Linked DNA regions of Homo sapiens: all the other regions are linked to region 1. The links are chromatin loops, found by intact Hi-C in ENCODE. Cell type or tissue: heart right ventricle. All regions are shown on one strand. Each heading gives the region's core, and the rest is flanking DNA. Links, peaks and the distances in the headings are about the cores only.

Region 1 (4,519 bases), core at 156-4,155:
TTTTCTCCTCTATCTACTTCAGTTTATTTTCTAGGTCTGGCCATGATACATACTCACCACTTTGCCTATCTTGACTGTACCAGAATTCACGATTCCGTTTTCAGAATTCAGAACTGACATGCTAGCATCTCTCTTTTCTCTCTGGAACACAGGGGGTCTGGAGTAGGAGTGTTCCCTAAGGAAGCAGGGACAGTCAGTGAGTGAAGAGAAACAGGCTGGGCCGAATGGGAGTTGTGTCCAGTCAACTGGGAAGAACAATGGAATATGGTGATTGATAGCTTGCATTGGCTCTGAATTCTTAAGGAAAATGAAGCCTACAGCAGAGCTATAATAACATATATCATCTCTTCCCTGGGAAGGAGAAGCAGTTGTACCTTCCTACCTATTAATCACATCTTCCATTAATCAGGATAACTCACCATAATTGTGATTACAGTTGGGAATCAATTAATGTTCACCTTAAAATAAAGTGTAGAGAGGAGAGCAATTAACGTAATAGAGTTAGAGCATCAAAATGACACAAATGTTATTGACAATTATGAATCACATCTTGCAGTTTTCGGGTCCTCTGCTCTTTCATGGAGGGGTTTACAGTGGAGGAGGGGAAGCAGTATCAGATCTTCCAGGTGAAAAACGTGAGGTCTGGCTCTCCTCATTACTATCCACTAAAGCAACATGCCAGTGGCTTCCAAGCCATCTTCTGCCTCCCTTTACTGCCTCCAGTTCCATTGGCTGCTCCATGGACATCATGCTTCTCTAGGCTACCCCTGTCTACATGACTAACTGACTACTAGCCTGAATTCTTAAGGAAAATGCAGCCTGCAGCTGATTAACAAGCCTCCAGGACAAAAAGGAACAGGCCCAAAGAAGAGCCAAATTTCCCTGTTGTTAGAAAGCCCGATGTATCTCAGGCTTGGCCTAGCTTTTTTTTTTTTTTTTCCCAAAAGAAAAGTCTGTGGTCTTTCAGACATGGACCATTTGGGTGTTTGTTTGATGGGTGTCATCTGGAAGGGATTAATAATATGAAATAGATTTAACATAACCTAAACAGAAAAACAATTCATATTGAACTCTTTAAGGAAGCACTTCTTGCATCTGTTTATGCTCTTTTCTCCCTTGTAACAACCCTGAGAGGGAGGTAGGCTGAGGTTTTTATTTTCTTTCTTTTGACTTTTTCAGATGTAGAAAGCAAAGTCTGACTGAGTGAAGGACTTGCTAAGTTCACACAGTTACAGGCAGGCTGGAGCCCAGGTAGGCTGTCTTATCATTAGGCCTGCTGTACAAAAATTGTTTTAACACATCTTACCTGATGGGCGCTCAAGTCATATTCAACCTGAAACAATCTCCTTTTCTGGATGAAATGCTCCTTGGGAAGCACTCCAGATGATGGTAAAAGATCCTGAGTTCAGTCCACCCCAGGCCTTTAACACACGTCTGCCAAAACTTGAGGAAATCTTGCAAAGGAAAATTTAGACTTGAAGCATTCAAATTCACCTGGAAGAGATCTCAGGGGTAATCAGATCCACTGGTTCATTTTCCAGATGAGGAAACTGAAGCCTGGAGTGGTAGGGGAAGTAAGGAGTGACTGGGGTCCATTTCCAGCTTTGGACAGAAACCTCATAGCCTCACTGGGCAAAGGGGATGGGATTGGGTTGTAATCTAAGAGAAATTGAAGCTGCAATAACTGAAAAAGAAATATTTGCAGGCTTTACCCAAATGCTTTGTGTAGATTTGGTCTGTGTCCATATGTGGTTGTTGATTCAAATATTTTGAGTCCTGCCAAATTTCCCATTTATCTTAAAGATGAATTTATACATATTTGCTGATTCTTTAAGTAGCTAATCTTTCATCTTTTAAACTCTCTGAAAATTCCAGATTAGCGTCTGAAAGTGAACATCTATAGATATGTGTCTGTCGGGGGAACAGCCATTGCAGGTAAACAGAAGCTCTGACAGAGGTGAAGTTCCGGGGTCTGGGCCTAGCCCCTTTTTTCTTCCCTACCCAGAAAAGGGCATTTCATACCCATTGCCCAGGGGCCAAGCCCTGGGGGCTGCCTGGACAGGGTGGCACAGCCCTACATGAGAATGGCTGTAGAGGCTGAGATTTCTGTTTGCTAGCTGAGGGCTTCTTCCCTCCACCTCAGCCATGCCCAAGGACCAGTCTGGCTACTGCAGCAGCCGGCATGGACCTCTCAGAATACAGCAGTGAGGCTGTTATCCGTAGTCTTCACATCGAGCCTTTGTATGTCTCAGAATGTCAGTTTTGATTCAATTGCCAAATAAACTTCAGAACATTGATGACCCACAGGCACTGAGTTTTTTCTTTTTTCTCTTTTAATCTCTGTCAGAAAAGAGAAATTGCGTATGGGGATATTCCAGGGTGATTGATCTGTAATCCTACCTACAGGCCGCCCTGAGATCTGCTGCCCTAATTAAGCATAGCTTCTCTTAAGATCAATGCCCAACATCCTGCACATTAGTCATTAGAACTTCAAAGGCCTCCATATCCACTAGATGGCAGTAGTCAGTTAATCATGTAGACGGGTAGCCTAGAGAAGCGTGGTCCCCGTGGAGCAGCCAAGCTCTAGGATTTATAATCAAGTCCAGAACGTCTGAATATAAAGATACCCTCTCCCCTCCTCCATGCCCCAGGGATTACTCTTGCTCTTTTAATTATTCTTTAAAATAACAGCTGCTTTGGGCTAGGCCATTTATGATCCACACATGACTACGGCAGAAAAGACATAGAGACCTCACCCAAAAGCTACAGCTGGGGGAGTGGTGTTTGAACTGTCCCTTGCTGAGTCAAGATGAAGTGCATTCAGCTGCTAGCTCCTACTGCTAGGAAAAGATTTCTCCATTGTCCTTTTAAGCCACAGCTCTCCAGGCTTTGAGGCCTTCAAATCAGGGACCTCAGCCAGACCCTGAGCCCCAAACCACAATTTACCACACAACTGTGCTGAGCTCTAACCAAGCACTAATATTAATTTATGGAACCACAAAGCTATTATTACAAAGTTTGTATTCTATTTATTTTTTTTCTGAAAATAAAAAAAAAAAAACACCTATTGAAAAATATGTCTGAACTGGAACCCAGCCTACATATTTCCTAGAACGACTGAATTGGGACTTGAGAATGTTCTGTGAACCTGAGTTGAACTGAATGTATATTTCATAGGCCTGGTGCCCTGGTTGAGACCCAGTTCTTTAAAAGACCCTTTATTTTAGCTGCAGGTGCTTCCAAGTCTGTGCTGGCCCCCAGTTTTGGAGAGTCTCAGAACTGGGTTGCCTGGTATGTACCCCCAAGGCAGCCTTTCGTTTAGAGATACCCCCAGCTCCTTCTGTAAGCTCCTTATTAGGCTGTTTTCTCTCGTTGGTCTTGATCATTTCTGTAGCAGCCAGAGAGTCTGATGGTTGGATCTGAGATTTATGTAGGACACTTGGCTAAAATATAAACAGTGGTTTAGAGAAAGGGAATCTGCTTTGTGTCAACAGTAATGTGAGGCTGGGGGGCCTCCAGCAAGCTGAATTGGATGTTTATCCACTGAATAAAGTCACTACATCATCTGGCCCTGTCTGAGCAGAGGGGCCCTGGTGGGAGAGCAGCAGACTCCCTGCCAACTCTGTAATCTGTTTCTGAACTTGCGGGAGGCCTCTTGGGCTGCCTGTCTCTTCTTACCGCACCTCACCTGGGTGGGCAGATGGAAAGGGGACCACCGAATCAGATTTAGTAAGCATCAATTTCTACTTCTAGGTGAGTTGATCACTTTTTGAGGGGGCACTTCATTTTATCCATGTGACAGCCCTCTGAGGACTTTAGGTGGATCCAGGCTTTGTGGGGTTTGAAGCTTGTACAATTAGAGGGAGGTGGCTTTAAGAAAAAGAGAATAAAATTACAAACACAAAAGTGAATCTTGATTCAGAATGACACAAAATGAATCTCACACACACAAAATCACTAGAGCCCTAGAAAGTCAGGTCTCTTTTGAGATCTCTTCAAGCAGTTTATCAGAAATGCTTATATAGAAACACTTCCACACATGCACACACACACACACAAACACACCCTCCATCCCTGTCAGCCAGACTTCCCCTTCCCCCAGAACACTTCCACACAGAAACTCCCCACGATCCCAGGACCATGAGGTGAAGGGGGTGGGAGGCTTAAGCTTTGCCAGGCAAATCTGCTCTGCAAGTAGTGTGATGACCGCCATTTTGCTCTGGTGATGCTGACTGACACATTATAGACTTGTGCAGGACACAGCCCTGATAAGGTGTGAAGCTGAAATTTGAAATCAGAACTTCTGCCTCTAAACCCTAATGTGCTTCCCACGGCAGGCTGCAGTCTCCCTCTATGCTGCCACAGTGCTCTGGGACTCTGTTGGTCTAGCCTGAAATCCACTCTGGAGGGCCAGTTTTGGTCTGAGTGGCAAATCCTACAATCCTCTTCCTTATCCTGAGGCCAAGGAGAAGCCCTAAGGACAGGAGAGCGGTGGTCCTTTCTGGGGGAGATGAACCGT
Region 2 (4,519 bases), core at 299-4,298, 210 kb after region 1:
CATTGGGAGGGCTGGAATGGAGCAGAAGGCAGACTTAGTCTTCCCCTGTGCCTAGAATAGGCTCACATTACAGACAGAATGAGGATGGCATTTGTAGTCCACATAGCCTAGCACTTAACTAGGTACTGCCTTCTGCTATTCAATTTAGCTGTTGCATACGAGATGTACCTCCCTCATCTAGATTGTAAGCACCATGAGGAGAGCAATTCTATCTTATGTTTGGGAAATTCTTCACAGCACCCAGCCAGATGCTAATCCCACTGGAAGTCCTCAAAAGGATACTTGGTGGATGACTCAATCCAGGGGATCATACAGCTATGAAGAATACCTGGCCAGCTACCAAATCCAGGCATCTGTGAGGTCTTGGAAGGAGTCTGATGGAGGTAGCAGGTGAAACTCTCTAGGTCAGAGGCAATGACATAACCCCAATATCCCTTTAACACAATGTTATTTCAAACATCCTTACAGTAAAAACACTTTTGTAGCCTCCAGGATATCCATATCCAAGATTCGGTCATTTTTTTTCTTGCAAATTTGTTACAAAAACTTCCAACACAATGAAATTATTTAGACAGTTTCTTGGAATTCACTGTTCACTTTAACAGAATTGAACCTAGAGTTGAAATGGACACAAACCTCACGGGTTATAGATGGGAATATTTTTCAGGGATTGTGGCATAGACAATCGGTTTAGTGAGGAAACACAGGTATTATAGGAGAAAGGGGAAGAAGGAAGGAAAGATGAAAGGGGAAAGGGATAGTGAGGAAGGGCAGGGATATGAGGTGAGTGGAGATAAGAGTGACTATTTGCAAAGATTTCCTGTTTGTCTTCACTTTCTTCAGATGTGGCTTTTTTTTTTTCTGGTCAGGGTGACTTGGCTCAGCCTAATGGGTTTGTTCTACTATCATTTTTATTGTTTACATCAATGGCTCACAATTTTGGCCACCAGTCAGGTGGGACCTTGGAAAGGCAGAGGACCCAAGGGTGCAAAGCCAGAGCATTTCTGGGTGTAGGAATTCAGAGAATGGATCACTTTAGAAACTGGGACTGTGAGGTCAGGACTCCATTCCTTCACATCTGGCCATAGAAGGTTATGACTGGTTTCCAAAGACTGGAAAGTCTTTGGCCTTGGGTACCAAGGACCTGCCCAGAGCATTGTTGGGTTATGACTACTACTATAATTCAGAGATGGTGGCTGAGCAAGCCTGTCAAAGATGAAAATGATGTTGAACTCAGGGCCAGCAGTGTCCAACAGCCGCATGCTGCCGGGTGTGGGTGTGTGGAGACAGCTGGGTGCAAATTCACAGCCAGAGAAAATTCTTGGGGATTTTCAACTGTCTTTTTTTCCCCCTCCAACAATGAATAGGGAGAACCCCAGACAGTAGTAAAAATAGCTCACACTCTCCCTCAAACCTGTCTGGCTTGAGTTTTTGGAAGGCCTGGGGGAAAAGTCACATTTGAAAGTGGAATTTATTTTGGTGATGATGACAGGAAGTTCAGCACTGAGGACAGAAGGCAGCTTTACAGAATAAAAGCCCTCTTCATTATACTATTTTTAAAAATTCCTTCCCACTGCCCCTCCAAAACAAACTGTTCCTTGATACTTTTATTACATTAATGTAATAAAAGTACACTGGAACAAATGCTTTTTTTTCTTCTTCTTTTTTTTTTTTTTTTTTTTTGAGACGGAGTCTCACTGTATCACCCAGGTAGAGTGCAGTGGCACAATCTTGGCTCGCCGCAACGTACACCTCCCAGGCTCAAGAATTCTCCTGCCTCAGCCTCCCAAGTAGCTGGGATTACAAGCACCTGCCACCACGCCTGGCTAATTTTTGTATTTTTAGTAGAGGCAGGATATTGCCATGTTGGCCAGGCTGGTCTCAAACTCTTGACCTCAAGTGATCCCCCAACCTTGGCCTCCCAAATTGCTGGGATTACAGGCATGAGCCACCATTGCCAGCCAGAACAAAAGCTTCTTAAAAGGCAGCAGTTTTCCTGAGAAGTTTTAATGTGGCGGGGTAAGTGTATGTCTCAGTCTCAGCCCTGCCACCTACCGGTGGTGGGAACCCAGCACAGGGTTGAAACACCTAACCTGACAGGCGGTTTCCTCATCTCTAATTCAGGATAGACCCGTCGGCCACGCCAACCTGAATGGGTTGTTATGGAGATAAAATCAGAAGATGTCTCTGAAATTGCTTTGTAAACTGTGAAGTTGCATCCACATGTAAAGCATTGGTATTAAGGAGCTGAATAAAGCCTCCATGGCAAGGAAAACTGTCAGTGAGAAGTAGAAATACTCCCCCTCACAGCGACGCCACAGGGGTGACAGCGAAAGAACAGCTGCTCAGCACCCGAGCTTGTCGGGAGAAAACACAGTGTCATCAGAATAAACCGCATAAATAGAACCCTCTTGGAGTCGTGCACCACCTGTTCCCACAGTTACCATCAGCCAGGCTTCACCACAACCCACCTACTCACGGAGGGCTGAGAGGACAGAAGAGAGGACCCTGTTTTACAGAGAGGTAAACTGAGGCCCAGGAGGGAAAAGCTCTTTCTTGTGGTCACACTGTGACCATGGACTTGAAAAGTCCCAGACTCATCCATTCCAGCACCAAACCCCACCTCCCTCATGATCCTCCTGACCAGCGCAGACCTGCTGCCAGTCAACTGCCAGCCCCCAAAGAGATCACTGGCCTGAGTTCTGAAACAGGCCACCCCCCAGCTGACCTGCTGTGAGCCACCCCTCCGAACTGACAGATGTACTCAGCCCGCAGCCTGCTGGCTCCGAGGACCTGACCTCTTGTCTTAGGAGGGAGTTGGACTGATGGGTAACACCTGCTTACCCCTCGGCAGGGCTGAGAGTCTTTCAGGCAGAACCAGTTTGGTCTATCTCTAACCCGCTAGTTGTTTGGAACCAGTGAACACAGAATGGAAAACAGAGTTCTAAATCCCCTTCACTCTTGAGGGGTCTTGGAAAACGCCGCTGCCAGGAGCTGGTATAAATCAGAGTGTTCTGAATGAATTAGGGATCCCATATTCTTCCCTCAACCCCAGCAAACCTCTTGGAGAGAGGCCCTGTGTGAGAGCATTAATAAATCACAGCTCAGTATAGCAGGTCGCTGGGCTGTTGGCACACTGTGGCTTTCCCCGGAGATGTGAGCGGCCGTGCAGAGCCTGTCAGAACTGGGGCTCTGAAGCCAGCCTGAACTTCTCACCCTGCCCTCGGCTGTGTCACCACACTGCTGCCCTCACTGGTGCCTCTTCTCCGCGGTGGCCAGCGATGCATATTATTCATTCAGATGTAGCTCCTGCTTAGAATGCGTGGTCAGCCCAGACTGCCCAGCAAGGGCCACCTGAGTTTTACTGGAACTCTGCTGCACTGTTTAGTTTACTCTTGATCCGGGCTGCTTTCATGCTATGAGGGCAGAGTTGAGTAGTTGAGACAGAGACCGCGTGGCCTGCAAAGCCTAAAATATTTACTGCCTGGGCCTTTACAGAAAAAGTGTGCCATTCCTGCATTATGTAGTTATCTTATTTAATTCTAACAATTACACTGTGAACTTGGTATGAGGACTTCTCTTAGAGGGGGAGAATCTGAAGATCAGTGTTTTAGTAACTTGCCCAAAGATGGACAACTGGTAAGAGGCAGAGCCCTTGCTCAGACCCTAGGTGTTTCCACTTCAAAGTCCAGATATACAATTCTGTCCCTCTGGGACACGTCCAGTCAACAGGCAAGACATGTTAGCACTACGGTGAAAGGTCTCATCTTTCTTGAATGGGAGAACCAGGTTTGAAACCATCATTTTGAACAAGGACTGGTTTAGGCCTATGTCATCCCCAGCCTTTCCCTCAGGTTCCAGATGGCAAGAAGCTGCTCTGAAGACCTACCAGGCAGGAGTCACAGCTTGTAAATAAACCTGAAACCCAGAAGAGCCAGTTAGGCTGGAGCAGCCCCTGGCCAGGCCAGGCAGAGTTACCATGACGACAGAGTCATTTCCATCACAAACCCTGCAACAGGCTTCCAGAAGGTGATTAATGGTTGACCTCTGGGGGCTGGGAACTCTCCCGGGGAGTATTCTTTCTAGTCTGGTGCAAAGCTTGGACCATCTACTTCTCTGCTCTCTGGTGGAGGTGAATATTGTAGTTGAGGATGCAGAGATAAAGCACCCCATCCCCTGACCTCCTAAATCCTGAAGTCAACCCAGGAAGCACCCTGTGAAAACCATGCTCCAGCCTTGAGCAGAGGCAGGCTAATCCAAGAAACTCAAGGGCAGACAAAAGAAAACAAGGGAAGCCAAGGGAATGAGTGAAAGACTATATAAGTTGGTTCATTCTTGCTGGATAAATGGCACCCACTCACCAAAGGGAGAAGGTACAAAAAAGAATTCAGCGAGGCAAGAAGCAGGTAGTGAAAAAAGGCGGGGGAATCCTACCTCCTTTGAGTCCAGAGAAAAGCCTTTTCTACAAACTCAAGAAGAGGGGGCGGAGAAGGACGGGCCGCCTGCCAAAGCAGTGACC
Region 3 (4,519 bases), core at 153-4,152, 200 kb after region 1:
AGAGCGAGACTCCATCTCAAAAAAAAAAAAAAAAAAAAAAAAAAAAAAAAAAAAAAAAAAAGTTAGATGGTCCAGAAACTGAGGAAGCAGGAATTGGCTTCCAAGCTGATGATGGGAACCTAAGACAACACACACCCCACTTCCTCCCACCTCCCGGCATCCCAGGAAGAGCAGAAAGGGGTTTGTTGGTGTGAGCTAAGTTTACCTAGCTTGTGAGGATACCCAGCTGACATGGGGCTTGCAATCACATTAATGACAATGGTAATGAAATATCTGTACTGCCACTTATTCAGGATTTGCCTGTCCCTGAGAAGCTTGCAAAGATGAAACCTGTGTGTCCTGGTCTCACTTGTATGTCTTTAGCATCAAATCATATTGTGGGCATACCCAGTAACCAACAACTATTCAGTGGATGGATGGATGTCACATCATAGAGAGGTTTAAATATATACCAGATAAGGCACTAGAGAAGATGTTGTAGAAATAGTTACCATTTGGGAGGATAAGGAAGAGAAAATTTAAGATTTCTTCTAACTCTGAGGATCCTTAATATACGGAGCAGAGTAGGATTCCAGCAGATATTCTTGTTAGACATGGCAAGAAGAATGGATTTGGTGCCCTCCAGGTGCAAGAAGGTCCTACCTTCCTAAAAGATCTCACTGTGTTACAGTGAGTTGTCAGGTGCACAGAGACACCTAATAGACTTAATAAAATTTCTGGGCATTTTAAGCCTTCTTCTAAAATTCAGAGTTCTTTTAAAAACTAATTATAAGGTTGGTGCAAAAGTAATCACGGTTTTCGCCATTACTTTTGCACCAACCTAATAATACTAGCTACATTGTTTTCTTAGAAAAAGGGTATCCTTCTGTCACCAAGGCTGGAGTGCAGTGGCAGGATCGTGTCTTACTGCAGCCTCGACATTCTGGACTCTAGCAATCCTCTTGTCTCAGCCTCCTGAGCAGCTGGGACTACAGGTGCTTGCTACCATGCCTAGTGAATTTCTTTTAAGGTTTTTTGTTTTGTAGAGACAGAGTCTCACTATATTGCCAAGGCTGGTCTCAAATTCCTGGCTCAAGTGATCCACCAGCCTCGGCCTCCCAAAGTGCTGAGATTATGGGCGCGAGCCACCGTACCTGGCCAGCTACATTTTTTGAGCTCTAATTTGTGGCAGGCATGATGCTAAGTATTTCACATAGACTAGCTCAGTTACTTATTCCCCACAACAAAAGTCCTAAAGATAGATGATATTTCTCCAGCTGGACAAACAAGGAAGTCGAGCTCAGCATGGTTAAGTAACTTGCCCAAGGTCAGCAGGTGCCAAGACTTGAACACAGCTCTGTCTGGCTTCCAGTGCTCTTCACCACATAAGGATTCCCAGGCCTTTTTACCAGCATCCTTCACTAGACCTCAAGTTCAACCAGACAGCACATGCTACCCCTTACCTGTGTGTAGGGGGAGGGTGATAAGCTCCTGGGGCAGACACAGGGTCTGGGCAAACCTCCGAGTGTGTCTTATGCTTCACTGATGGGCACAGCCCCTTGTGGGATCTTTGGAGCTGGGAGGATTGCCCTGGAACAATGGGGCTAATTCTCCTGGAGGATAACGCTCCACCCCTCCTCCTACTGGCAGAAGGCCGAAAATTCGGGGTCAATTCTTCAGCTCAGTCATTTCTGGAAACCATCTAGGTTTAAATTGCTGACAGATAAGCTAACCACGTCTCCCAGCCTTTCCGCACGACTGTGCTTCCATGAAACCCGTTAACTTCTCGAATGGCTTTGATCAAGGCACTCTGGAGTGCAGGAGAGGAAGGATAGGAGAATAGCCTGGATTCCAGGACTGAGACTCTTGGAAGGCGGCCAGCTCTGCTTGCCGAGTGAGGAGGAAGGCAGCACGCACACCCGACCTCAGAGCCCTGGGATGGGGATGAGAGGCCGCTGCTGGAGCCCAGCGCTGGCCCTAGACGCTCTCTCCAGCTCCAGCGTCCAGCCCCGCCCCCTGTTCTGCAGCAACTGTTCAGGAGGCTGGATCTTGAGGCGGCGGCTGGGGGCTGGTCGGTGAGCATCAGGCTGGAGGCAGTTTGTACAGTGATTAATCTGCTCAGCCCAACAGCACCTCAGGTGGGCTCTTCCTGGAAGCCCAGATGGAGGGTGGGCGTGTCCTCCTTCTAAGGCTGCCAGGAGGAGTCATGCCGCTCCATTCCAGCATGGGGCTTTATTGAAAGCAAACCTAACGGGGGAACCAAGATACCACTTTAGCCCCACAGTCCCTCAAGTCAGCGCAGGTGACATGCAGCAACCATGGAAATTAGAACTGTAGGTTGGGGTCTCCCCAAAGACGGCCTGAGATGGGGTGAATGCCCTCTCTCTGTGTGCTCCTGGGGCACATTGGGCAAGAGAAGGGCTCTCACTGGTTGATTTGGATGGTGACTCACCATCCAAAAATCCCGTCACCCGGATGCTGATTGTCTCTGGCTCAGGATAAAGTCCGTGGTTTGATCAGCCGTGGCTTCCTCAGGGTTTCTCTTTGCCTCTTACGCACAAGACCCAGAAACATCAGGTAGAAAGACTCTCCTAGACCACCCCTGAGAAGCAGGCTGTAGGGGAAGCAGGCACTTCCTGGACTCCTCCCACCACCACTCTAGTGCAGACTAGGATTCGAGTCCTCTCTGGGAGGTGCTGTTTTCACTCCAGACCCTCAGATCTTGCCATCTTCATGACACCATGTCACATCCTGCAGGACAGGACTATTGATTTTATTTCTTTCCTGTCATTTACCTCTATCCACAACCCTGGGGTAACAGCCCCAGGACCGAGTCCAACTGTAGTCTCAGCCATAGAAACTTACTATAATTTGAAAAGAGCATTATTTGAAGGAAAAATCTTCCTAATCCGCCTAAAGGCATTTTCAAAGAAGTATAGCCCAGTGAGGCGCTAAACTGCCTCTTAATTGCTCCAGTGGAATGTTTTCCAGCTCCAGGCCCATCAACACCTTCTGTAATCTTTGCTTTCAGCCCACACTTGTGGATACAACCCAGAAAGTTCTCAGTTCGTTTTGGGAGCTCTGAGCCACACTGTACTCATATTTGTTCATTTCTTACACCAAATTAATGGCATCTTCCTGAAGCAGAGACATGACTCAACTCTAGGAAGGCAGCCAGAGGCTTTCAGAGCCGCATAGACTCTATTTCACTTGTGTTCTTCTCCAGCCATGGCCTGGGGTCAGAGATATAGGCAGTAAGGCTTCTTATTTATTTGTTTGTTGTTTGTTAAGAAAAGGCAGGTGAATGGAAGACTAGAGGAAGTAGTCTCACTCCTCCCCAGCAAAGTTCCCTCGTAGTTGTCAGGTGCACAGAGACACCTAAGTGAACCTCCCAGCAACAACTTTCATCCCACCCACTCTGCCCCATGCCCCTAAATATCTGTTTTCTCTGGACACATGATTCCTAGGGAAATGCAGGCTGACATGGGAGAGAGAATGCTGGGAACACTGACTTCAGAGTCAAAGAGGCCAGCTCTGTCATGAGTTGGGTGGCCCGGGCCAACATCCCACCTTCTCTGAGCCTCAGCTTCCTGTCTATAGAGTGGCGGGGGAGGGGGGTATCCTATTGCCTTCACAGGGCTGCCCTGCAAATCAGTTCCCACACCACCGCTCACCCCTAAGGGGTTTAGTATTAGGTAGAGGCAGCCCTCCAGGAGCCCCCACCCCAGTTTTCTGTGAGCAATGCATAATTAAATTTGGTGTAAGACAATGTGTTTGTCTTTAAATGAGAAAGGAAATCAGATGAATGAAAAGAGAGGGAAAAGAGGAAGAGTTGGGAAGAAAGGAAAAGCAGAGACTGGCTGGAGGTTGGAGCTTTTGTGTTCTTGGATGGTTTGAGTGCATCTATTTGGCTCCAGAGTGCTGGAGCCTCTCCTTCCCCAGTGGCTGCCTTGTGGTGGCTAGTGGAAGGGGAAGGAGACTAGCAGGGGACAGGGACTGGTGAAGTCTAGGCAATGCCTGGGAAGAGGAAGATCATGAGGGTCATTGTAGAAGCCTGGCTTTTCAGCGTGGGTCCTGGCAAGGGTGGGTGGTCCCTCACTGGCTCCAGAAGCCATGCAAGATCCATGCAGGAGGGGAGGCCTGGGCTTCTCCAACCTAGGGCCATTGATGAGCTGTAGTCTGAAAGCCTGGCCCCATGGCCTGCCAAGTAGATTTCGTTTAAAAATAACTCCTTGCAGCTCCGGTTGAGAGTGATTTGTGGAATTAAGATGGTGTCAGAGACAATTTTATGAAAGCAAGTGTTGTCCCTGGTGATGGTGTTTCCTGAAAGATGAGCAGATAACTCACCACGAGACATCCAGTTAGCCCACATTACCCTCCCCCAAGCCAAACAAAATTGACCACTGTTTTTATCCAAAATGGGACTCATTTTTAGAGACAAAGTAAGCCCTATGTTGGGGCCCAACCATCAGAACTGTGTCCTACTGGGATGAAGAATGACACTGACATGGACTCAGACCTCCTTAAACTAAGCTTCCCC
Region 4 (4,519 bases), core at 384-4,383, 370 kb after region 1:
CTGGGCCTCTCTCTGGGGAGAGAGGTCCAGTGAGGGCCACAGTTTTGTCCATTTTAAAATGAGGATCAGGAAGGGATTGAAACGCAACAGAGCTCACAGATGTAGGCACCGACTAGCGGAGATATACAGAATTGGAGACAAGTGACATATCCTGTTAAAAGAATTTGGGAGTGATACTGGGAGTGTGGACTGGAATGACTGGGGCAGCATTCTAGAATGAATCATTACAACAGAGATCAACAACCACACGGGGTAGGGAGGGGCTGGAGAGAGAGAGGGAAAAAAAAGAAATTCAGTCATACTCAAGTGAGATTGGATTTCCACACTTGCCTACATTGAAAAGCTAAAAATAGGGACATTTGGGGAGAAAAATAGTGAGGAGTCTTTTAATTCTACTGACAGGACTATAAGGAGGGAGGTTTGCAGGGAAGAATGTGTCTCTCACTCTTAGGGGCAAAATTGGAAAAATTTTTATTTTGGGGGCCCCAACCTTCACTCTCCCCACTCTACCCCCTGCCTGTTCTCTCTATCTTTCCTCACCATCAAAACCTCTTTTTTAAGGAAAGAGTCTGATAACATTCATTTACATAAATCTGTAATATTTAATGTGGTGATTTTAGATGTTAGAAGCAGAAGTCTGAAATCAAAGACACTTAAATACAGCAACCATTAAAAAAAGACGTATATAATTCACTGCATCTAGCACAGGGCTAAACCCAGTGGTTGCTCCGCAAATATTTGTTGAAAGATGTTCAAAAAAGCCTTATTTATATTATCAAACTCCACAAACAATATAAATATGCAAAAATGGGGAAACCATTGCAAAATCATCCATATGAAGAAATATTACATAGCTATAAAAATATCTAGAAAAGCTTTTTAATGATCCAGAGGAATAAATGCTTATACTGATGTTAGGCAAAATCAGCAGGATTCAAATTGCTACTATAATATGTCAATTATAAAAATCATATGCACATACAGAAGACAAAATCTATGAGTATCTCTGGAATCTGTGGGATTTGGGGTTATTTTTAGTTCTTTCTACTTTTCTGTACTTTTGAATTGTTTATACTTGGAATGAGAGAAATAGCCCAAAGTAAACGTTGTGGAAGATTTACTTGGGGGAAGAAATACTTTTCAGGGGTCCAAGCTAATTACACTGTACTGGTGTGGCCCACTTGGTCTATTATAGAGGAGGAAAGTGGGGAAGAGATGGGGCCTGTCCAATAAGGATGGATGTCCTGACAGTAGAGGATGGACTTTTAAAAACTGCTACAGCGGCTGGGTGCGGTAGCTCACGGCTGTAATCCTAGCACTTTGGGAGGCTGAGGTGGGCAGATCACGAGGTCAGGAGTTCGAGACCGGCCTGACCAACATGGTGAAACACCGTCTCTACTAAAAATACAAAAATTAGCTGGGCGTGGTGGCGCGCGCCTGTAATCCCAGCTACTCAGGAGGCTGAGGCAGCAGAATCGCTTGAACCGGGAGCAGAGGTTGCAGTGAGCAGAGATGGCGCCACTGCACTGCAGCCTGGGCGACAGAGCGAGGCTCCATCTCAAAAAAACAAAACAGAAACAAAACAAAACAAAACAAAACAAAAAACCTGCTACAGGAGTGGGGAGGCCGACCTTTGAAGAAAAACGGAGTACCCGGTAACATTAGTGCTTTAATGCCTTTGAACTTATGCAGACTTCCTCTGTTAGAGGGTTTCAGTGTTCTAGGCTAATGGGTTAACCTGACATCTAGAACACCTTTCTCACATTAGTTCCTTACATACCCAAGCCTTCAGGTGCTGAGACATGATTCTTTTCACCCCGCTTTCTCCACCCCCTACTTTTGAAAACACGGGTGGAATTTTAATTAAAGCCTATTGTGTTGGTACCTCAGTAATATTATACATTAATATCTTTAAGAATTAAGGTCACGTCCCCATGTAAGAAAATATTATTTAATGACGCTTCTATATCATAATACCTATATAAAAGCCTGGCTATTTTAATAAAGAGACCACAGATTTCAGAATTTATAAACAGGAAAACATTTTCTTCGGGTTATTTCTGGAAATCTCTTCCAAACATCGGAGTTTTCTTCTAACTTAAGTCTCTTCCCACCTCCTTCCCAGGGGATCTGCTGAAGGGTGTTGTATGTCTCTCTGTGGGAGAGCAAACTTCACAGTTAGGATAAAACAAACAAACAAACAATATCCAAACAACACCCAGCAACGGCAACCCCCATCCCTCTCCAAAGTTCTAATTTCCCGCACTTAAAGTCCTGGGCTATCCTTGTGTTGCAAGGATCTTAGAATCGAAATGGAGGGATTTGACAACTTTACCTAACCAAATCTAAAATTTTGCTTTTATTATTTACTAGTTATCAAAATATGCAAACTGCTGATTAAGGAAGGCTGGGTAGCAGGAGCGCCTGCGAAGGCGTAGGGTAGAAGTGTGAAAAGAAATCCCAGCTCTCCCAGGGAGACTGCGTGTGAAAGAGCCCGGCTCCCCCAAAAGCTCCAGGCCGCGTTTTGCAGGCTTCCGCATCTGCCTCCCCTGTCTCTCTTACCTCCTTGATGTTCGGCACTATTTGTGGCCGGCGTGGTGGAAGGACACAGTGAGGTTCTCACCCCCGCCCCCCGCTCCTCGCTCCCATCCCAGTTCCATCAAAACGAACCCGGGCCAGCGCAAGGATCTCCGAGTTGCGAGTGTGCTGAGGCTGGGACTGTCACTCATTCTCCGATCAGCGCGTGAACGCAGCTCGGCTGCCGCTGGCAGGAAACAATTCTGCAAAAATAATCATACTCAGCCTGGCAATTGTCTGCCCCTAGGTCTGTCGCTCAGCCGCCGTCCACACTCGCTGCAGGGGGGGGGGCACAGAATTTACCGCGGCAAGAACATCCCTCCCAGCCAGCAGATTACAATGCTGCAAACTAAGGATCTCATCTGGACTTTGTTTTTCCTGGGAACTGCAGGTACATTTTTTTTTTTTTTAATTCTCAATCTGGTTTGCTAATTACCCCTTCCTCCTACTCCTAGGAGGAACGCTATTATTTTGGGTGGTTTTACGTGGACTGCTAAGGCTGGTCATTTTCGTTTAGCTGTGAAAGGAGCGCGTCGCCCTTGCTGCCCAGCCGAACCCCGCTCCCTCCAGGGCTGCGCTGCACGGGGCTGCCTCCCCGAGCCGCCAGCGCCCGGCGCCCCTCCGGCGCGTCCGCCCTTCCCACTTTGTGCGCCCGCGGCGGTGGGAGCAGAGCCGGCCGGCTCCTGGGGACTCAGCGGCCGCGCTGGTGATGGGCAGCGCTCCTTCCCCAAAGGCGGGCGGCGGGGCGGGGGAGGTCGCGGCTCGGGTGGTGCCGCCGCACGGGCTCGGATTCCGAGGGGGAAGTGGCTTGTCAGCCCCGGCTCCGGGAAGAGTGAACAATAAGGCTAGGGCAGCCGCCCCAGATCGTTATATTCCTGGGTCTAATAAAGTCAGGATCGCTGCTTTGCTTCCCCCGCCCCAGAAGAATAACGGTTTGCAAAATGGGGCAAAATGGGCAGAATCGCACGGCCGTTGTTGTTGGTGTGACCGTTGTTGCACCCCAGTCGACATGACGTTAGTTTTTCATTTGCCAAATTGCTGGTTAGTTGCAAAGCCTACCCTCGGCCGCGAGCACTGAAGGATGGGAGGGTCGAGCGCCGCGTTTTGACAGGAGGAAGTGCGGAGGGGCGGAGGGCGAGGAGGGCGTGATTGGGGCTGCCTGGTGTGTGCGCGCGCGTGTGCGCGCGTGTGTCTTTACACGCGCCGCGTGCCCAGTGTTGCACGGGGCGGGAGAAGAATGGCAGGTAGCCGCCCGAAACACCTCGCCCTGTCTCCTTTCTTTGGGCGAGGTTCCCGATCCTGGCAAAGTGTGAACAATAGGGAGCTGGGAGGAAGACAGTAGTGATGCTGCCGCGGGTGGCGGGGGTTGCGCCGCCGCCCAGAGAACCTCGGCAGTGTGCAGGGAGGTGCATTTCATTTTGGCTATTTCCATCCCGGCCTCCCTGGAAAATTCTTCTGTGCGTGCCCACCCTCCCCTCCAGCTGTCATCCCCCCACCTCCACCCAAGGATTTGCGCTTTGGCTCTGATGGACGGGAGGGAAGGAAGAAAAGCAGGGGCCGCAGAGAGCTGGGTGGGTTGGGCGGACATTCTGGGCGGGGGGCGTGTGCTGGGAAGCGATCGAGGAAAGCCGGGCGGAGGGGCTGTGTGTCGCGGTCGCAGCTCCAGGTACCGTTGTACCTGCCCTGGACGGCCGACCCCCGGTTGGGGAGCGCACGGGGCGGGCCAGGGAGCACCCAGTGCGCCCCCTCCGCGGGCGGCACAAGAGCAGCGCTCGGCCGCCGCCTCCAGCCAACTCGGGTCCCTCCCACGGCGACCAATCAGTGCGAAGCTGGCTGGGCGGGAAGCCGCGAGAGGCTTTTATTGCGGCGCGGGTGGCGGCCAGGAGCTGCCAGGACAGTCTCCCGGTGCTTCAGCCTAACGGTCTCGCTCACTCACCGCCAA
Region 5 (4,519 bases), core at 387-4,386, 250 kb after region 1:
CCATTTATCTCTGTCTACTTCTCCTAGCATAGGGAGATCTTTCTCTGCAAATGATTTGTCTTTTTTATAACCTGCCTATTCCATAGCAGATGAGTTCAAGACAGTGAAGATCAGTCCTCAGACATTTTAGACTAGATTTGTAGACTGAAACAACAGAGCAGGGGCCCACCCACTCTGCAGGTGCCAGCTAGTGAGACCAGACACATAACCACCAGATTCACTGCGGGGAGTTGGGGCGGGGAGGTGGCTGCACCCTTCTCTGGGGAACAGCTGCCTCTGAGCAGCACTGGAAGCTCCTACATTAACTAGGCAGAGGACAAACCAGCAATAAAGGAGTTAAGCAACAGCCAGACATCACCCCCCACAACCCCCTCCCTCTGGACCCAGATGAATAACCAGTCAGTAAAATGACCCCAATGGAAGGAGTCCAGAATCGTCCACGCTGATCTCAGGAGGTATCTGCACTACTCACAGCACAAATCAGATCACTCAGAGTGAAGATGGCGCGGGGCGGGGCGGTGGAAGGGAGACCAGGGAGAAGACATTGCCTGAGCAGGGACCGGCCCGGGGCAGAACCTTCAGCTCCTGGGCCTGAACCTGGAATTTGTATTAGAAGAGAGAGCTCTCTGAGGGACCTGGCCCTTTTGAGTCTGCCTGTCTGCATTTTTTTCTTGAGAATTTGTTAGCGCTCAAGAAGAGGCGTTCCCTGTTGAGTTGGCTTTCCCTGGTGTGGTAAGGCAACAGAGAGCCTTCTCTTGGCAGCTAATCCTTCACCGAAGCTGTCAGGATGAGATGAATTACTAGGAGGAAAATAAATCAGATTTGCGAGAGCATCGGAAAGGCCGAGCCCCCAGAGTCTGACAGAAACCAGAGACCCCCACCCTTCCATTCTGGCGGAAGCACCCACTCACCCACTCGGGGGCCTTGACTGCCCCCACAGCTCCGCCCTCTCCCGGTCCCAGCTTCTGCCCAATGACAGGAGAGAGCTGCCCCTTGGCTTCCCCCAACGTCCCACAGGCTCCTCTGCTTGAGGCTTAGTCCCTGGGAAAGGCCTGCAGATTTATAGGCCTCAGCTGCAGACATTCCACCTTGCCATTCCTTCCCCTCACGGCCTCTGAGCACCCTTCTGAGTCCCTCTGTCTCTCAGCAGTGCCCACAGTGTTTGATGGTCATGGGGCAGGAAGAGGAGGCTGACCTCTGGATCCAGAGACTCCCAGCTTGAAGGGGTCACTCCTTCCTCAGGCTGGAGTGCCACTCTCCTGGGACCTGCACTGCTGTGACTTGCTATTAGCTCAGAGGTGCCTGTCCAAAAAACAGCAGGACTATTCATTTCATTACAGGCCCAGCAGTGGAGCAGGGGCCCTTTCCTCTCTAGAATATTCTACCCAGTAATAATCTTCAGGCTAAGCCTGCATCGACAGTACTCAGGAAACCCCACCTCCTCAAACCAAATTACATGTCCCCAGTTTGAGAACAATGTGAGCTAAGTCTAATAAAGTTATAAAAATGTCAATGGGTTGTTTGTGTGGGAAGAGAATGGCTGGAGGTGGAAATGTGGTGTCATGAAAAAGGCTGCAGACTTGGACTCAGGAATCATGGATCCAGGACTCATGGCTCATTATCTCAGTGGGGACCCGGGGCTGGGTTCCTCCTGACCTGGAGGAAGGCCGGGTTCCATCATTGGCTGCTGAGGTTCCTCCTGACCTGGAGGAAGGCCGGGTTCCATCATTGGCTGCTGAAGTCTCTCTGATGATGAGTTAGGGAGCTTCCTTAGAAGCTAGTCATTGTCAAAATAATTGTTAAAGAATAATGGGTGTAGAAAGTGAATTGAGAATGAAGGGAGAGAATGAGGAATGAGAGATCAGGGACACAATCTGAGAGCTGGGAGCTGGCACCCAGCCCAGGAAGCAGTGCTGTGTTCCTAGGGCCAAGAGGTCCAAGAGTTCAGCCAGCCATACTTACCCAGAGCCAGGTCCTGGAGAAGCACTTGGTGGGTGATGCTCCAGGGTAAGGCCAGGGACCAGGGATCCCCCGATAGGTGCCTCAGGCTCCTCCCTAGGAAAGCTGCATCCTCGGTTGGCTCAGGGTCTGGTGGGGCTCGGCCACCTGACTGGGGAACCTGGCTATCATCATGCCTGAACTGTCCGAACTGCGTGTGATTTAGCTCAAACCTCCACTGGGTGGCAGAGCAGTTGGGCATGATAGAAAGAGCACTAGGTTAGTTGGGCACTCTTGAGCAGGCTGTTGACACTTGTGAGCCCCGGCTGGCCATCTGAAAACATCGCTAAAACATCTGTACTTTGCAGAGTTGTTCTAAGGATCAGATGCAACGAATGAGGAGCACTGCAGACAGCCTTTAGCAGCAATGGGTAGTCATCTTGTGTTAGTTATTAGATAATATTGTTTAGTTTATGCAGTCTCATAAACAGTATGAATAATATAAGGAGGAGAACAATGCCCACCCCTCAGGGTAACCATTCTTCGGGTACAGATGAGGCCAGGAGCAATGGTAGCTCCCTCTCCTGTCCAACTTCCTCCACTGTCTGCACCCCCTCCTCTCCCAGGCAGGACCCAGGAAGCCAGAAAGCGCAGGTGAGCCCAGCGGTGGATCTAGCTGTGTAAATCTGGAGAAAGCAGAGAGAGGCAGGAAAACTGAGGTGTCTTAGAACCATTTGTGTAAACTGTTTAGACTCTGAGGGAGCAAAGATTAATGTGAAAATCCCATTCCAAGAAGCTAGTGGCCATACATCAGCAGTGCCTTCAAGATTGGATACGAATCCGAGGTTTGGGGGAAAGTAAGTAATGTGCCGATTAACGAATCACAGCTCTGAGAGAGATGAGAGAAAAATCTCTCTCTCCACTTCACTCAGTCAAGCCCAATTTACTGCTCATATTTCTGTCATAAATGTCTGAGAGAAGCAGAGCCCTGCAGGCACGGAGACTGGTCTGACAGGGGAATGGACCTCTCTGGAAGGAAGGAGGAAGCAGACCCCTGCATTCATGGCTACAAGAAGGAGCCAGTGTGAGGGCACCCAGTGGGCCCTGGCAGAGGGATGCCTTTGGCTGGGCAGCCAGAGAAGCTAAAAGTATTTCAATTGAAAGAAAAATGTCCTTATCCACCTAACTATCCTTTGAGACCAGGAGGAGAAATTGACAATGTTGATTCATTTAGCTCAGCAGTATTCAGGTCAAAATCAATCTTGTCAAAAATCCATCACCACACTCAATAAGTAAGAAAAGGGATCCAGGATCCAGGGGGAATCAATCACACCCCATCAGGGAGCAGCCAAAAACAGATCTATCATGGCCCCTTGACGGAGGCTTCCATTACTTAACACGCTATTTCCTGAATGCACCCTAGGGACCCCACCCAAGGTCATGGGCACCAGCCCCCAGCAGCAGCCAGAACTAAGATGGCCCAAGAACAGGTGGTCACTCTACTGATTATCTCTCTGCTTCCGGAGCATCAACATTCAGCAGGCTGGCAAGGCCCAGCAGAAGTCATTTCATACATTCCTTAACTTCAAGAATCATTGTCACATAACTCTCCTGCTGTCCCCAAATCACTGTGGCTGCCTCATATGTGTAGGAAAGGGAAATAATAGCAGTCTAGCAGCTTCTCCACTGGACCAAGCTCAGGCTGCTTCAGTCCCCTGCTGGGAAAAGCAGAGTGGTCCCTGCAGAGCTTCTCAGTCTTAAGGAATCACAAGATGCAGAAGTCAAGACTTGCTTCTTTGTCCCTGGGCCAGAATCCAGCATCCCCTGAGGGTCACATTATGGCAACCCTGACTCCTCCAGACTCAAAGGAAGTGTGTGAGTGGGGCCACAGAATGTTCCCTGGGAGCCCAGTGATGGCGAGGCCTGGGCCCCGTCCCCACCATTCACTAGCTATGTGAGTTTGAGCCAAATATTAAACTTCCATGTGCCTCACTTTCTCGTATGTAAAATAGAAATCATAACAATGCATACCTCTTAGGATTATTGAAGATTCAGTGGGACTTCTCATGTGGAGAACTGACATACAGATAGTGCTAAGTAGGTGAAAACTCTCATTAGACAATGGTTCCTTCGGGCACTGGGTTTTTGCTTCTCTTCTCATCTTTCTACCGCAAACAACTTCCAAAAAGTGTTCATTCATTTATTCATTCAGCGAGTATATATTGGATGTCGACTGTTCTAGACCTGTTCTAAATGCTGGAGGGACAGTGTACACAGGAGGTGGCAGGGGACAGATAACCTATAATCAAATCAAATAATTGCAGATAATAATAAACAGGAAAATGAACTAGAGATTGACTGGGATGTCATGAGGGAATATTTAAAATTGATACACCAAAGGCCTCTCTGAGCTGGAGATACTTGAGTTGAAGCCCAAGTGCTAGGAAGAACTCAGCCATCTGGAGATCTGGAAGGGCGATGTTCCAGGCAGTGAGAAGGTGGGGGGCTGCTGGGGGGAGCTGGGGAGAGCTGAAGGAGGGAATGGCACAGAGAGGTAGGTGGGACAGATCAGGCAGGCCCG
Region 6 (4,519 bases), core at 171-4,170, 67 kb after region 1:
CAACATGTTCACATTGTTCATTTTGTGGTTGCAATCAAATGGGATGATAGGAAGAATTCTGCTCCAGGCTCTGAGTTACAAACATTGGATGAGATGATCTCGCTTCTTACAGCTCCAGCATTCAAGAATTGAAGGACACAAACCACCCGCCACTCGGCCCTATGTTCTTCCCAGTAGAGTTAATCTTCCATGGCAATAATTACATGAGTAAAATAACATGACAACATTAACCTTTGAAAAAAGACAGATTTTATTTCTATGTCAGTGAGTCATAGACCTTTTGAGAAAGCATTTGGTGAAGCATCAAGTTACAAAGGAAGAATGAACCACTGCTAGAACCAGCCTGGACCTAATGCCAGAAGCTCCAGGGCAGGCAGTAACCTGGTTTTCTCATTAGAGTTGGGTCATGGACACTCATCTCTGCTGATCTCTCCTCCAAAGTCCATTTGTTCATTGGATGTACTGTGTACAAACACTGCACTGGACATATGTCCTTTGATAAGGAAGAATTTGGGGGTACTGGCTGCCAGGAGAGGTTCCATTTCCTAACTACATCAAACTGTCTTCAAGGCTGTCCCCAGGTCCTCTCCTCTCCTGTCCTGAATTTGGGGAGTTAAGACTTCCAGGGTCCTTTGGACAGGACTCTGACCCAGGAGACAGGCCTCATGGCAGATACTGCTGTCCTGACTTCTAACAATAGAGTGAACAGCAGGGTCGGGTCCTGGAGATGGAGACTTGCTCAGGGTGACATGGCCCCCAAAGCCCTATTCAGACCTTTCTGGCTCAGGAAACAGTCCAGACATGACAACCCTTGAGGGGGCCCAGCAGAGATATCCAGTGGGGGCTAAATCTATTTGTAGTCAGTTTTCCCAACTGCGCATTTTCATGAAGCCTGCCAGCAAGGAGTGCCTTTTAAAAATCACCTGCATATTGTGCACATGTACCCTAAAACTTAAAGTATAATAATAATAATTTAAAAAAACACCAAGAAAAAAAAATCTGTGTAAGGAAGCCTTAGTAGGTATCTCCTCTCTCACCCCAGAGTAAGGACCGAAATCAATTCTCAGGAGGGGCCATGACATCTTCCACTTCACATCCCACATTCTATACCTTTCTCCAGGCCCAAATTGACAAGAGATAGGAAGGAAGTGAAGGGGCCACTGAAGCAAGGTGGATGATCAGGTGGCAGATACCAATGCTCACCTCCTGGGCTCCTGCAGTGCTGCCATGGTCCCTGATCCAAGAGAGGGCAACACTCCACAGACAAGATATATAGGGGCACACACACAGATACATGCACACACCAACAGACATGCAGACATACATCAACACACTCAAGACACACCCAAACACACAGTCTTTGTAGTGGACACTAGGATGCACTACCCACATATGCCATTAGTAATGAGGGACTTACTTTCCCTGCTGCTGGTAGTGCCAGAAGTCAGTCCTCAGCTGAGGGAAAGGAGACTGCCTTGCCCAGGTCACATCTCTTCCAGGGAAGCTGGCATTCAGTGGCTGGTTATGGAGGTAATGAGGGCCTGGTCTCCTTGCCCAGCTCGGGACATCAAGGTCATCCTAGCTCCAGAGTTCCCATGGAGTTGGCTGAGGCCTTCCTTGGGACTACATGTTAGCTCAAGTTCTCCCTCTGTACATTCTACTTTTGTCCTTTCTCTTCCACAGGCATTGGCCCCAAAGGCACCCCCTAAAAAGGTGCTAAACTCAGTCTCAAGGTCGCTTCTCAAAGGATCAAGAGTGCAATGCAGATACACACCCATAAACAAAGACACACACAGACATACTCACACACATACACAGATACACACACACATTCCTCAAGGAAACCAAAGAGTGAGAGGTAAGAAGAGAGTTTGCCCTGTGATTACAGCTGCGTGACACAATCACTTTTATGATATGAATTTATCAGGCTTTTTCTTTCAAATGTTCACTTTTTTAAATCCAAAGTGAACATTTCATTATTATAATGAGAGAGAGAAAAAATAAAGGTATTTGGAAAACTATTAATAAAACCAGCTCTTCACAAATAACTCTCTATGCACAGGCCCTAATCCTCTAAGAACTTGTGGTTTTGCTTCAGACCTTCTACTGTCTTTGGGAAAATCTCTAGTGTCCCAGTTTATCACCACCAAAGATATGCTGCATTCTTTCCTGACCCCCCACAAATTAGACCTTGAGTTTCAAAGATCTGGTCTACTAGCTGCACTTGTTTTAAAATTGTTATTCATCAAAAACACGAGGAACAGCTGATCAAAGTTCAGAAGCGCTCCATAGAAGTAACATTCCGACCTCAAGTGGATTTTATTCCAGCCCCAAACAGATAGGGTTTCTGAAAATAAGAAGGGCTTAGGAAACCTTATTCCTGCCGTTGAGGACCTCTGGAAATCATAGATTCTATATTTTCATACCCCTGCTTCTGGGCAAGGCTTCACCCATCACACAGATGTGGATGGTCTCCTCAAGGGACCAGCAAAGTTTTGCTCTTCCTTGATGGGAAATCCTTCCTGTGTGCAGCTGGAATTTCCACCATGAAACTTCAGTCTGTTTTATTGTTTTTGTGTTTTTGCTTTGACCTCACTAGGGGTCAGCAGTCTGCTAGCACTTCATCATTGTGTCATGGACTAAGTGAGAGCACCAGGGCCTTGGAGCTCCACCAACTTGGCTCTGAGTCCTGCCGTGCTACTAACTAAGTAGACTGAATCCGACTGGGCCTCTGCCTCCTCTTCCTTAAGATGGGATAACAATTATAACAGTCCCAGCTGTTGGAGGGATCAGGGTGATTAAATGAGAAGGCATTCCATAAACTTTGTCCCTTAAGCCTTCATTTCTTGGCCTTGAGTTGCAAATTCCTTCATCCTTTTATTTTTCTCCAGTCCTTCTTCATTCTTCTTTACTGGCTTTTGATTTTGTTTCCCCAGGGCCTGACACTGCAGCAGGCACGTGGTGAGTGCACAATAATTAGGTGTTGAATGACTGAATGGACAGATAGCACCAGGAGGGGTGCTGTAGAGGAGAGGCCTGTACTGAAAGGGAGGTCACCGCGAAGGTTCAATGGTACAGAGAATTGATGAACACTTTTTCTAGAATAGGAGAAAGACATCTCCTTTGTTGCTTTCCCCTCACCAACTTGCCTCTGCTTCCATCCCTTGCTCCTTGCTACTCCTTCATTCTCCAAGTTTCTGGCCCTCAATCTGCACGTACTGTGAGTCCCAGGTCTTTTCCTCTCCCACAGATCTCGCAACTCCATTCCAGTCTTTCTGTTGCTGCCTTCCGGGCTCAGCTCCTCCCTTGCAGACCCTGGGGAATCTGGGCGCCCAGACTGCCCTCTCCCATCTATCCTCCTTGGTGCAGCAGAGCCTTCCCTCTAAAGAGCAGCGCTGTTCATCCCTCTCCTTCCCAAGCCCTCTCCTCCCCTCACATGGCACACAGAGCCCTTTAAGACTTCCTGGCTTCCACTGCCCACCACCCCACCTGCACCTCGTGTGTCCTGTTCTCCATACACATCGTGAGCTTCCACATCTCTACCCTTTTCATTTGTGTTTCCTGTGCCCCAAAGGCCCTCTCACAACCTCCTTGCCCACCTAGTTACTCCTGCTCTCCTTGAAGATTCTGACCAGCACGGTCTCACCCAAGCCCAGAGTCTGACTTAGGGGCTCCACTTCTGTGCTTCCCCAACACCCGCTGCCTCCTTCTGTCATGCCACTTGGCACTACAGCATTGTGCCTATTGGTTCTCTTATTCAGATTCTCTGCAGGGACAGTGTCTCATTTCTTAGTGTGTCCTAGCACCTAGCACAACCTCTGGTATTTAGTAGAATCTCAATAAATATGGAGCAAATGAATGACTAAATGAATGAATGATTATATGAATCCTTCTCTGCCATTGCCCTTTTTGAGGCGCCTTGGTGTGGGACAGATCCTCACCAGTCAGACAGGCCCCACTGTGTGAGGGCAGCTAGTGAGTGTGGGAAAACCACTTTGCTATACTGAATTTCTTTTCAGCTATGAGAAACCAAGAATACACCAGAGGATCTCACTTCCCTTGACTCTCTTCTTGCTGCAAAGGGTGGCTCCAGGCTTCATATCTACCACTGGTCTCTTTTCTTGGGCTGGGGTTGTAGGGTGCAGGTGATAAGCCACTGGAATTCCCACATCCTTCTCTGTTTCCCTCCTGCCTACCTCCCCTCTCCTCTCTCTCTCTCTCTCTGGACCAGTTGCCGAGTACTCAGCGTCCAGCTTGCATAACACGAATTCTGTCATCTGAGTCACTCCAATTTCTGCCTGATGACTGAAGATCATTTCAAACATTCTCTGAGCTCAATTTGCAGTGCCCAGCAGGGAGTGTATCACTGAGTCACGATGTAACATATCCCTTTCCTGAGCTTTCTGTGGAAGGCCAATTAAGCTTTTGCTCCAGAAGCCACAGAACTCCTGAGATGCACAGGAAGGACAGGCTCTGCCAGGACCGGCAGATGTCCACACCCAGGGGGGCCCACAAGACC
Region 7 (4,519 bases), core at 237-4,236, 300 kb before region 1:
ACAAGGGTGAAACTCCGTCTTAAAAAAAAATGTATTGTGTGTATCGAAGGTATCCAACATGATGTTAATGTGATTTTATGAAAAGCAGCCTTTGCAGTCAAGTAGACATGAACTTGAATCTTAGCTCTGCCACTTCAGCTGTGCAGCTTTGAACACTTAACTTCTTTCAATGTGAGTTTCTCATCTATTAAATGGGGTTAATCATGTCTATTTGTATCTATTTCCAAAGAGTGTTGTGAAGATCCAAGGGGATAGCACGTGTAAAGCACATTCTTCTTACCTTTTATCTCCCTGAGCTGAGTGTAGAGGCTGCAGTCATTCATTGAACAATTGTTTATTGTCTACTTATTGCTAACCATTGTTGCGGGTTCTGCGGAAACAGTAATGAACAAAAGTCTCTGTTCTCATCAAGTTCACATTCTGGTGGGGAAGCTTGAAAATAAGTAAGTAAACTAAGCAGGATAACTTCAGATAGTGATAAAAGCTATACAGAAAAGGAAACAGGCCCATAGGATAGAAGTGATTTGGTGGGAGGCCTGAAGAGGCTTTAGGGAGCACAGTGGTCTTTGAACCAAGACCTGGAGGCCAAGAAGGAGCTGGGCCTGCGGAGACCTGAGGAAGAGCATTCCAGGCAGAGAGAAGAGCAAGGGCACAAAGTGCTGAGGTGGGAAAGCATTTGGCAAGAAAGAAGATGCTTGCAGGAGGAGCACTGTGAACCCTGGGGAGTGTGGGATGAGGAGAGGAGCAGGAGTGAGTTCCATGCATGTTCCCAAACTCTGTGCTGAGGTGTTCTTGGAGCTGCTGTGGATTCAGAGGGGCTCTTTGAGATATTTTAAAGGCCAAAGGCAACACTCAACTTTTGTTGGGCTCCATGCAAACTACTAAGTAGTGCAGGATAGCTTGAAGACTCAATATTAGATTGCCCTACAGTTTTTTTTTTTTTTCCTTGAGATGGTGTCTCACTCTGTTGCCCAGGCTGGAGTGCAGTGGTGTGATCTTGGCTCACTGCAACCTCCGCCTCCCAGGTTTAAGAGATTCTCCTGCCTCAGCCTCCTGAGTAGCTGAGAATACAGGCACATGCCACCACGCCCAGCTAATTTTTGTATTTTTAGTAGAGATGGGGTTTCTCTACTACTACCATGTTGGTTGAGCTGGTCTCGAACTCCTGACCTCAAGTGATTCACCTGCCTTGGCCTTTCAAAGTGCTGGGATTACAGGTGTGAGCCACCACGCCTAGCCTGCCCTACATGTTTTTTGATAAAACCATATTTTTCTGAAGCTACATTTTCAGTTTTTGTCATTTGCTGTGACATAAAACACGTACCATGGGAAAATCAATATAGAATAGGAAATGAGGGCGGCAGCGTCTAATCCAATTCCAAGGTCTGAGAAGTTGCGCAGTGCTCAACAAGCACACACATCCCGTTAGTGAGAAGTTGTGGCTAAGAATGAGATAAGTTTTTTTTTCTAGTTTATATGCAATATTTTTTCTAGTGGCTACTAGTTGTTAGGACAGAAATACTTCTTACTTGGGTCTAGCTACTTAATACACAGAACAGTCAGGTATTTCTTTAGGCCTAGGGTTACTGTGAAAAAAAGCATTGAGACATTAAGGGCATGATAAACAGACAAGGTTAGAAACTCCCGGGCTAGGTGATGAGCTGTCATGAAATCTTTCTCATTTCAAGCGCACAACTTCATATTGTTGCCTTTTCATAGACCCAGGGGTGTGTGTTTCTGTGCATTTGTGGATAACCTGAAAACGTCGTCTAGATTTTGTAACTGGGAGGGTCCCCAACCTGCCTGACCATTAGGATCACCTGGGGGAACTTTGCAAAAATAGTTCCCTGGCCTCTGCCCAGGGGATTCTAATTCAGTGGGTCTGACATTTGAATCTGAGTTCAAAGATCTCTGCTCCAACTCGCATTCTTTCAGGCAGCCAGGATGGCCCAAGTGGAGCCGGCCTGCCCAGATTTGGGGGTCCTAGTTGTTATACGTTGTGCCTGGGGCCAGGCTGTGTGGCTTTTTCGGATCCCCAAGACTGGGAAGGGGCGTGGAGCACGTGTCCGTTGGAACCCTGGGGGAGGTCGGTGCTGGAAGCGCTCATCTCCACCTCCAGTCTGGGTGCGCTGCGTGAGTGACCCGAAAGGAAGATGATTCTTGCCGTAGGAAGCCCCTGCCAGGACAGTCACCACCTCCCAGGCCCAGTGGACTCGGACCCGAGCGTCCTCCGGGAGGGTTTCTGGGGCGTGGCGGCTGAGCGCGGTTCGGGGAGACGCGGCCGGGAGGTGGCAGCAGCGGCCCTCTGGCAGACACGGTGCGTGCCGGGGGGCGGGGACGCGGGCGGCTCCGGGCGGGCGTGGTCCCTCTTGCGGGCGCCTGGGCTGGTCGGGCGGATCCCGGAGAGGGGGAGCCGCGGGGACGCAGCGACAGACTCGGGGTGCTGGCAGCGGCAGCCCACGCCTCCCAGGGATTGCAGGCCTGGGCGCCGGGGTTGGACCAGTCTCCCGGGCATGGCACGCCCTGGTTATTCTGTACCCGTGATTTGTGGCGGGGCAAGACGTTAAGTTGGGTGACACCGAGGTGAGCCACGGTCCTCGGCACCAGATGAGGAACCACTGTCTCAATAAGGTGTGACATGGAAAATGTGTGTGTCTTATGTGTGACTGAAAAATACCTCCTTTGCTGACGTCTAAAATTTCACTATTAGAGATGCATTCTTTTGTCCTAAAGATTATTCTCTATTCAAGGCCCTGGGAGGGAGCAGTGCATTAGAACTTGAACTCTTTAGGGTGAGAATGATTTAATCTTATCTTTGTCGGCGAGGGAAGGGTTAGCCCTCAGTGCTCAAGACACAAAGAGGACTGAAGGCGCATTAATTGGTACTTGCTAATCAAGCCTTAGAGACCAGAGCACTCCAGGGGAATTTTACTTTGGAGAGAAATCTCATTGGCCCTGGAGCAGCCCTGTATCCACTTTGTGAATGTTTTAGAGAGGGTTAATGGGGTACTAGCACAGTGTGATTAGTTCAGTTCATTGGATTATCATTTTGTAAAAGAGGCAGCATCTTTACTAGTACTCTAATAAATTATAAAATTATTATATCCATTTCTGTTCCTTGTACCTTCTTTCTTTGAATTAAGAAAATGGTGTGGTAAGGTACAGTGAACTTTTGAGCCAGAAATTCCTGGCTTGGAGACCCCTCTCTGCCATCTGTTGACTGGCTCTGTAATTCTGGAAAACACCCTTTCTAAACTTCAGTTTTCTCATCTGTAAAATGGGAAAAATGCTGCCTACTTGGATGGTGATTGTGAGCATTAAATTAAATTCTGGAGGGAAAATATCTGGTATTTGTGTACTGATTTCAGGTCTCAGTGCTGTGTGTGTAATGGTTACCGTGAGAGCTTCCCTGCAATCCGAATTTGTGTGTCTCATTCTCAGTGACACCAGTGATGCTGTTAAACAAGGACAATCCGGTTCATGGATTGTGACAACGCACGCTGACATCAAGCAGACCCTGCCGTCAGGTACAGAGGGCACCACAGTGACCAGGAACTGCTGTCCTTTCATACCAGGTTTTAGGAGGCTTTACCAGAAGGAATGGAAAATGCTGGTGGGCAGTAAGATTGAAACAGCATCTGAGGACTGGTTCTGCACAAAACCTTAAATTCTTCAAGGACTTTGACATTTGTTTATTCTTGTAACAAATTAAAACCTATCCTGTGTGTTGGTTAGAGATCTTCAAACTGTAAATACCTTGAGGCAGGAGTGAGGTTTTTATCTTTTAAAGGACAGGCCCCTACTCTCCTACGTAATGAGTTTCTAAAAATGGATGTGAGCACCAATCAATATTTCTCTGGTTGTTAAAGTCAAGAATAAAATGGTATTTTTAAGCTCGCAACTGTGTAGGATGAATTCTGTACACTTTTATTTCCCTCTGTTCTCCTTTCCTATTTGAAAGTTTATTAGTTTGTGGACTTGGGATCGGATTATTCATGCATTATTTTTTGATGTTGTATGTCTCTTGGTTCTTGGGTATTTTTGACACATATTCTGTCTTGTAACCATAGTTAAACAATTGTTTTAGACCAACTCTCTGTGTGTAATTGGCTTCAACACTCACTGCTAGTCCTTTGACGCTCTGTTTTTTTCCATTCTTGAGTAATTTTAAGTCATCACTTGGGCAGTTGAAATATATTTTAAAGTGATTTAAAGAATATGTGAGTGGCAGACATTCTGAACTCTTTTGGTTGTCTGTCCTCAAAAACTAAAACTTATTTGTGAGTAAAATTTTCATCTAAGTGTTTTCCATATAAAAACTCTGTCAGCTACTGCTCCATTGTAGTAGACACAAAAAAGTCAGCACAATTTTCATCCCTCCCTCCCTCCCTTCTCTTCCCCTTCCCCTTCTTGCCCTCCTTCCTTCCTTCCTTCTTTCCTTCCTTCCTTCCTTCCTTCCTTCCTTCCTTCCTTCCTTCCTTTTTCTTTTGTTTCTGAATGTACAAAGAAAACACTTAAA

The links. Hi-C counts contacts between places; a loop is a spot of excess contacts. Peaks named below come from ENCODE experiments on the same cell type or tissue, not always from the same donor. Only the 100,000 strongest peaks of a DNase experiment are listed, where the experiment ranks them.
Region 2: a loop joins it to region 1, with 4 times the contacts of the local background. A loop is called at or near these places in 58 of 110 quality-filtered maps.
Region 3: a loop joins it to region 1, with 2.2 times the contacts of the local background. A loop is called at or near these places in 59 of 110 quality-filtered maps.
Region 4: a loop joins it to region 1, with 4 times the contacts of the local background. A loop is called at or near these places in 28 of 110 quality-filtered maps.
Region 5: a loop joins it to region 1, with 2.4 times the contacts of the local background. A loop is called at or near these places in 4 of 110 quality-filtered maps.
Region 6: it touches region 1 in a loop (2.4-fold over the local background); 9 of 110 quality-filtered maps call a loop at or near these places.
Region 7: it touches region 1 in a loop (5-fold over the local background); 29 of 110 quality-filtered maps call a loop at or near these places.

Annotation. Positions count from the first base shown.
Region 1 is chr11:112,585,838-112,590,356 of GRCh38, forward strand. No RefSeq gene overlaps it. Among named protein-coding and RNA genes, the nearest start is that of LINC02764, 32 kb to the left of the region's middle. In heart right ventricle, for the core only: a CTCF peak has its summit at 2,511 (motif pointing right); a DNase peak (open chromatin) is centred at 2,561; H3K27me3 peaks cover 362 bases.
Region 2 is chr11:112,793,318-112,797,836 of GRCh38, forward strand. No RefSeq gene overlaps it. Among named protein-coding and RNA genes, the nearest start is that of NCAM1, 170 kb to the right of the region's middle. In heart right ventricle, for the core only: a CTCF peak has its summit at 2,068 (motif pointing left); DNase peaks (open chromatin) are centred at 1,273 and 2,058; H3K27ac peaks cover 2,725 bases.
Region 3 is chr11:112,782,828-112,787,346 of GRCh38, forward strand. No RefSeq gene overlaps it. Among named protein-coding and RNA genes, the nearest start is that of NCAM1, 180 kb to the right of the region's middle. In heart right ventricle, for the core only: no CTCF peak of the experiment used is centred there; DNase peaks (open chromatin) are centred at 1,934, 2,594, 3,104 and 3,544; H3K4me3 peaks cover 1,023 bases; H3K27ac peaks cover 3,157 bases.
Region 4 is chr11:112,958,697-112,963,215 of GRCh38, forward strand. It overlaps NCAM1 (neural cell adhesion molecule 1), which reads left to right and starts at 2,724. Exons shown (of 20, transcript NM_181351.5): 1 at 2,724-2,968. The coding sequence starts at 2,917. NCAM1-AS2 (NCAM1 antisense RNA 2) reads right to left here. Exons shown (of 3, transcript NR_120563.1): 1 at 4,514-4,519; 2 at 2,671-2,780; 3 at 583-2,155. RefSeq lists an enhancer at 2,667-3,444. In heart right ventricle, for the core only: no CTCF peak of the experiment used is centred there; DNase peaks (open chromatin) are centred at 2,605, 3,397 and 3,580; H3K4me3 peaks cover 2,140 bases; H3K27ac peaks cover 2,236 bases; H3K27me3 peaks cover 1,568 bases.
Region 5 is chr11:112,835,439-112,839,957 of GRCh38, forward strand. No RefSeq gene overlaps it. Among named protein-coding and RNA genes, the nearest start is that of NCAM1, 120 kb to the right of the region's middle. In heart right ventricle, for the core only: a CTCF peak has its summit at 2,163 (motif pointing right); a DNase peak (open chromatin) is centred at 2,142.
Region 6 is chr11:112,652,941-112,657,459 of GRCh38, forward strand. No RefSeq gene overlaps it. Among named protein-coding and RNA genes, the nearest start is that of LINC02764, 99 kb to the left of the region's middle. In heart right ventricle, for the core only: a CTCF peak has its summit at 2,609; a DNase peak (open chromatin) is centred at 2,671; H3K27ac peaks cover 1,711 bases.
Region 7 is chr11:112,287,879-112,292,397 of GRCh38, forward strand. The region is part of intron 1 of LINC02762 (long intergenic non-protein coding RNA 2762); the gene reads left to right. Among named protein-coding and RNA genes, the nearest start is that of LINC02762, 19 kb to the left of the region's middle. RefSeq lists a silencer at 2,192-2,501 and an enhancer at 2,298-3,046. In heart right ventricle, for the core only: a CTCF peak has its summit at 2,288 (motif pointing right); a DNase peak (open chromatin) is centred at 2,323; H3K4me3 peaks cover 2,426 bases; H3K27ac peaks cover 1,936 bases.